2 separate regions of the Homo sapiens genome follow, and region 1 is linked to region 2. The links are chromatin contacts, found by Hi-C or POLR2A ChIA-PET in ENCODE. All regions are on one chromosome and are shown on one strand. The core of a region is the stretch at or near the end of the contact, and the rest is flanking DNA. Distances in the headings are between cores, read along the strand shown.

Region 1 (3,277 bases), core at 410-2,909, 570 kb after region 2:
GTTTCTTTCACATCACTTATCACTGATTGTAGTAATACGTTTGTTGTGTTTATTTGCTTGGTGTTTATCTTCATAACCAGATGACAGGCTCCATGAAGCCACACTTGTTTGGTTCACCACTCTGTACCCAGGGCTGCACACCATGTCCAACACATAACAAGTGCTTCGTAATGTTTTTTGACAAAATGAAATGCTGACTACAATAAAAGTCTCCAGCCAGGTCTCTTTGCCTCCTGCCCCATCCTTTCTGATTCATGTCTGATGCTTTGGATAGAGCCATATTCTTAAAACACAAGTTTTATCCTACCCAGTCCTTCTTCGGCAGAGTGTTTATTGGGTCCCACAACCCTTTTTGGAGGTTTATGGGAAATTAAGTGAAGTTAGGATCGAGATGATAGTGGGAAAATGTGCTGTGTGTCATTAATAACAATGCATTTAATTTTAAATTGGGGTTTACTTCAAACCCAAAACTGTGGGTTTGCTTTTTTAACCCATGAGCACAACAGGAAATGAATGAGTCAAGCTTCCTAGTATCTAGGGTCCTCTAGGTTGAGGCTTGATCAAATCAGCCCTGACTGCCCAGACCTGCCACTTAGGCAGCAGACCTGTCAGTGGTCCCAGGTGGTCACAGCCTACAGCTTCCCTTGCTGTGCTGTTCCCATGTGGGGCTCAGAGACCTTCCACCCAGCAGAGCAGCATGGGCTCTGGGGGTGGGACCCAGCTTCCTAGGGACTGTGTGTCTTCTGTGAAAGTGTGAACACTGAGGCCGGGGGATGAATATATGCTGGGTAGACAAGGCACACCCTGACTATAGCTATTTACAAAGTTGGGAAAACACAGTTTATTGAATTTCCTCTTCACTCAATGGTGGCCCATTTACCCCCTCTCTGTACTAAGAGGAAGTTCCATTAGCTCACACAAAGACAGCATTACGCATTCCTCAGCTTGGAAAAGCCCTTGAAGGAGATTGCTCAGTTGAAGAACAGCTGGGGCCTTCTGTTGGGGGCTGTAATCCAAATTCCCAAGAAATCTGCAAGTGTCTCATCAGCCCCGGCTGCTTGGAAGGACTCGCTCAGTTTCTCCCAAGGGCCTGTCTGTGGTGAGTGGTTACAGAGCAGCCTCAAAGCAGAGATGAACCAGCGCAAACTCCTACTCATTCCACAGAAACGGAGCAGGCAGGGCCTGCACCAAGGGCTGTGTCTTCTGACTTCCTTCTGTCCTGCAAGCTGCTCTTTGATCTGTCGTATCCAACCAAACTGGCTGCAGTTCCTTGAATGTAATTCCTTTTACTCTCTGAATCTTTATATTTAGACCTTAGGGGCCTTTTCCATGGGGAATAAGCCATCGCTAACACCTCATTTCCAGGAGAAAGTGACCAACACTACTTTTCTTTCCAATATTGACAAGGAGGGCTCTAGGGCAAAAGCCTGAGCAGGTCTGAAATGGCGTGATATTAGTCAAGTTCTCTGAAGATGATAGGATCAGCACTTCCTCAGAACTAGTTATTTTCTCAGAATGAACTGGGTGAGGCAAGATTGGAGATGACACAGGGGAAAAGAGGTGAGGTGTCCCCAGTCACCTTCTAGGGGATTCAGGTAGGACGAAGAGAAAAGCACACCCAGGAAGCTCAGGCCGCGGGCCTGGGTTTGTTCTACCCACTGGGCTGAGCATGGGGAGAAATTCAAACCCACATGGGGTTTTTCATGGAGGGAGCAGGCTGCTTCTAGAATAGAGTGCAGATGGCTTCCGCACTTAGGAGAACCACCACTGGGACATGCCTCCTGGGCAAGGGGAGCCAGGGACAGGGCTCTGGGAACAGAGCTCCAGGGAGGCCCAGTTTGCTGTCTTCCTGGAAAGGAGGGGTTTCCAGGTTCTTCTCTCCACATTGTCAGAACTCACATCCAAAACGTTGCATTGTGCTTTCCACCTCTTCCTTTTCTGTCTTCTGAAAGAGTCCCGCTGCACACTCCTTATCGCTTTCATTTTCACTTGTTTCCAAGAAAAGCTGTCCATTTTTCTTTACAGACTCAACAGCCAATGACAGCTAGTGGCACATAGTACCACATGCCTGGCACCATGTTAAACTTTTTATGTGCAATTTCATTTACACCTCACAACATCCTCATGGGGAGTTGTCAACTCCACGTGACAGGTGGGGAAATTAAAACTTGGAGAGGATAAGTAATGGGCCCAAGGTCACAATACAGGTAGCATGAGGACTCCCTGGGTCTGTCAGATTTAAGCCTGAGTCCTCAGCCCTGTTTCCTTAAAGTGACATCACACATCCCACACATTATTACCCTCCTCATTATCAACAACCGAGTCCTCCATGAGCCAATGTGCCATCAGCAATCTGACTAGTTTCACACGATTCCTGTGGTCTTGACAATTTATTGGAATAAAAAACATGTATCACTTATTGACAGAGCTTTGTGTTCAAGGCACATTCATACCCATTTCCTCAGCAGAACCTCACATCCCTACGAATTAGACAAGTCAGTCATTATTCTGCAGATGAGGAAACTGAGGCTCCAAGAGGATAAGTGACTTCTCCAAGGTCATACCACTGGAAACAGCAAAGTCAGAGCTAGAATTTCGGGGCTCCTGAGATATCCAGAATTCTTTCACTGTGCAATGCTGCCTCTCCAATAAATAAATGAACAAAATAAATAAATAAAGCTTTCAAGGGAACCCTGAGGAATCCTCCCTCAAGCCTGCCTCCAGAGGGAGTTCAGTTACCAGACTGGCACCTAAGAGTACTTTGGCAGAGGGGTGGGGGTCATGGCTGGATTCCCTGGGCCAGAATATCTGTTTTCAGAATGCTCCAGAGAAAGGCAGGGCTGAGATGACTCTGGATGGCACGCACAGGCCTGTCCCCTCACAGCTTCCATGCCTGTGGACTGAACTGCCTTTGTTTGAAGGCAGAGTCCAAATGGCCTATGGGGAGGCAGGGCCCATAATGCCCCCTTCTGGGGCTGTGTCTGATACTGTCTTGGCATGACACCATGGACTCCCATTGGATCTGTTAGCCTCTGGCATAAGAAACAAGCCAGCTTGGTAGTCCACGGACAGTATCTGCATTCTCCCAGGACCAGCTTGGCTAATACCCAGCAAACATGGAGGGTCCCCTAAAGGTGGAGTCCTTATTTCACAGATGGGAGATTGAGGCCCTCTGACAAGTGGCTAGTCCAAAATCACACAGCTGAACACCAACAAGGCAGGGACCCCAGCCCAGTGCCCAGTGGCTTATCCTCTGGGTCTGTAGCTGGACATTAGC
Region 2 (3,199 bases), core at 374-2,873:
TAACAAAGAATATTTTTAGAAAGATTACCTTTATCTGGTTTATATAATACAAGACCTTAACTTTACTATTAAAATAAAAATATGCTCTAAAATGCATTATTAATTCCAGGGTGTAAACGGGAACTGAGTTTCAAAATCACTAACCAAATACAGAACCTCCTGGAGAAACTGAAAATACAAGTTTCTGGAAATTTTGTGTCCAACACAAAAATTTTAGGAGGCAAACCTGTTTGATGCAATTTATATACCTGAGGCTGAGAAAAGCTGTTCAGTGGCCTAAAGTCCAAGCATGAATTCCCCCCATTATCCAAGTTCTTATCTAAAGGGTTGTCAATAGAACTTATTAGGATTGCCACCAAATTACATTCTGCCATCTCTCAGGTACACTGGACGATGTTTTAAATCAAGTTATCTATTGACAAAAGAATAAAAAAGAACAGAACAGAACATCCTTCAAAAGACTAAAGGACATAAGGTGCACTGAAAAATAAATTACTAGCTTTTTTGAAACCAAAGAATGTCTACTACTTCATGAATATCCACAAATCACAGCGATAAAGGAAGATTGAGTGATGTCAGCAGTTCTGATTTCCTCCATCCTCAACCACATTAACCTTTCTCATCCTTGTAACAGATGAGTATACAAAGATAACGCATGGGAAGGCAAGTAACTGGTCTCGGAGGCTAACCCATCCCTCTTACTCCACCTCCTGTGAGACATCTGACTACGACATGCCACATACACATTTTTCTTCACCTGGACAATAAGTTCCTTGAAGGCAAACCCTGTGTTCTCTGGAACCTGCTCACATTTTCCCAGTGGTCTACACAGTGTATGTACCCCGAGTCACACTAACAAATGGACACAAGTGAGTTCTGCGGAAGTAGTGGAAGGTTTCAGAGACACTTGGGTCCTATACATTAGTGTTAGAAGTTACTCCTTTCCGCTCTGTGTCTCCATTTCCCCCTTCTGAACAAAAAGAAAAATTTCTGGACACCAGTGGATTTGCATTTCGAGTTATCAACGGCCTAGCAAACACCGGGGGTGGGAGACAAGCTCTGATTAACAGAAGGACCAGAACCTCCGGAGACAGGCCCAGCCTGCTGAGCCTAAGCGCCAGGGAACCGGCGGGACAGCATCAGTTCCGAGGTCCGCAGCCTGGGACCCGCACCACCACCACGAAGTTCTCGCAGAGCAAAAACGCCGGGCCGTCTCAGGGGCAGGTCCCAGCAAACGAGGGAGTCCAGCTGGTTGGGGGGTGGTGCGGAAGCGGGCACGACGACAGATGGACTGGAGTCAGCTCCATCGGATCTCCAGGAGACCGGGCACAGGAGGCCACACTGCTCCCCGAGCCCGGAGCAAAAGCACTCTGCCCTAGACCCTCAGGGCGGGGCTCCTCCGGCCCCTGCCCCAGGCCCGCCGACAAGGAGAGACGGTGAGGCTCGGACCCCAGGAGTTCGGGTCCTGGCTCGGATCTTACCATGGTGAGGGCGGTGGTGGGGCGCGCCCGCACTCCGGCTCCACTGGGGATAGGGGTAGGGTCTGGGGAACGGGAGCACCAGCAGCTCTGGACCTGCTGCCCCCTTGACAGGAACCGCTGCCGCTTCGCCTCTTGCCAAGATGGCGGCCCCAAGCCACGTCTTCAACCGGAAGCGGCGCAGGTCAAAGGGCGGGGGGGGGGGCGGGGCCTGTGGGCTGGGGAAATTGAGGGTACCCCGCTCCGGTTACGATTAAGCCCAGGAGGTGTAGGGGGCGTTCACCCTCCAGCTGTGGAACCTCGTATCTCTCCCCTTTCACTGTCATCGCCTTCATTTATTTTGCGTCACATCTTACAGTTTAACAAGCCGCTGGCACAGCCACTATTATTTAATATACAGGATAACCTGTGTGCCTAAAAGACCAGTATCCGGAATATATAAAGAACTTTTTTTTTTTTTTTTTGAGATGGAGTCTCACTCTGTCGCCCAGGCTGGAGTGCAATGGCGTGATCTCGGCTCACTGCAACCTCCACTTCCCAGGTTCAAGCGATTCTTCTGCCTCAGCCTCCGGAGTAGCTGGGATTACAGGCACGCGCCACACCACGCTCGGCTGTTTTTTGTATTTTTAGTTGAGACGGGGTTTCACCATGTCGGCCAGGCTAGCCTCAAACTTCTGACCCCAAGTGATCCGCCCGCCTCAGCCTCCCAATGTTGGGATTACAGGCGTCAGCCACCGCGCCTGGCCTAAGAACTCTTATAACTCAGCAATAAAAAGACAAATACAGTATTCCTGTCTAAAAATGGGCTTCATCTGCAAAATGGAGGGAGTAGAAAACACAAAATTAAAATGAGCAAAAGATTTGAATAGATATGTGTCCAAAGAAGATATATAAATGGCTAATATGCACATTAAGAAATGTTGAATATCCTTAGGGAAATGGAAATCAGACCCGTGGTGAGACGTCATTTCACACTCACTAGGATGGCTATCATAATAATTGTTGGTGAGGATGAATGTAAAATAGTGCAGCCACGTTGGAAAAGAGTTTGGCAGTTCCTCAAAAAGTTAAACAAAATTACCACATGACTGAGCAATTCCACTCATAGGTACATACCCAGGAGAACTGAATATATGTCAACACAAAAATGTGTACTCTAATGTTCATAGCAGCATTATTCATAGTAGCCAAAAAGTGGAGACAATCCAAACAAATCCATTCATCAATAGATGTGGCATATATATGCAATGGAATATTATTTAGTCACAAAAAGGAATAAAGTACTGACATGCTACAATATGGATGAACCTTGAGAATATTATGTGAAAAAAGACGGATACAATGGGGCACTCATATATGATTCCATTAATACGAAAGATCCAGAATAGAAGAAAATCCACAGAGACAGAAACTAGCTTAGTGATTTCCAGGGGCTCAGGAAGGGTAGGAATAGAGAGTGACAGTTAATTAGTGTAAGATTTATTTCTGGAATAATTAAAACATTCTGGAATTAAGCCAGGCATGGTGGCATGATCCTAGAGTCCCAGCTACTTGGGAGGCTGAGTTGGGAGGATGGCTTGAGACCAGGGGTTAAAGGTCAGCCTGTGCAAATTGTGAGACTTAGACTCTTAAAAAAAAAATAGTTCTGGAACTAGATAGAGGCAAATATACTAAAAACCACTAAATTGTATAATTTTAAAAGGTGAATTTTTATGATTTGT

Evidence for each region. Hi-C counts contacts between places; a loop is a spot of excess contacts on that map. ChIA-PET counts read pairs that join two places held with the same protein, here RNA polymerase II (POLR2A). Pooled maps may share reads with other maps.
Region 1: a pooled map shows a loop between it and region 2 (22-fold over the local background). The contact joins the enhancer-like site here to the promoter of ARCN1 in region 2. A Hi-C loop is called at or near these places in 1 of 37 single-sample maps with no recorded cell type and 6 of 50 pooled maps. POLR2A ChIA-PET finds 5 or more read pairs at or near these places in 1 of 52 experiments (activated naive CD8-positive, alpha-beta T cell).

Annotation. Positions count from the first base shown.
Region 1 is chr11:118,000,578-118,003,854 of GRCh38, reverse strand. IL10RA (interleukin 10 receptor subunit alpha) reads right to left here. Exons shown (of 7, transcript NM_001558.4): 7 at 2,372-3,277. It overlaps SMIM35 (small integral membrane protein 35), which reads left to right. Exons shown (of 5, transcript NM_001394165.1): 5 at 1-221. Among named protein-coding and RNA genes, the nearest start is that of IL10RA, 16 kb to the right of the region's middle. Within about 2 kb of position 1,659, at least 14 of the 41 ENCODE cell types and tissues checked have a DNase peak (open chromatin) inside an H3K27ac peak, as active enhancers do.
Region 2 is chr11:118,570,833-118,574,031 of GRCh38, reverse strand. It overlaps ARCN1 (archain 1 coat protein complex I subunit delta), which reads right to left and starts at 1,623. Exons shown (of 10, transcript NM_001655.5): 1 at 1,482-1,623. The coding sequence starts at 1,484. It also overlaps a transcript of IFT46 not described here. RefSeq lists enhancers at 1,242-1,321, 1,832-1,961.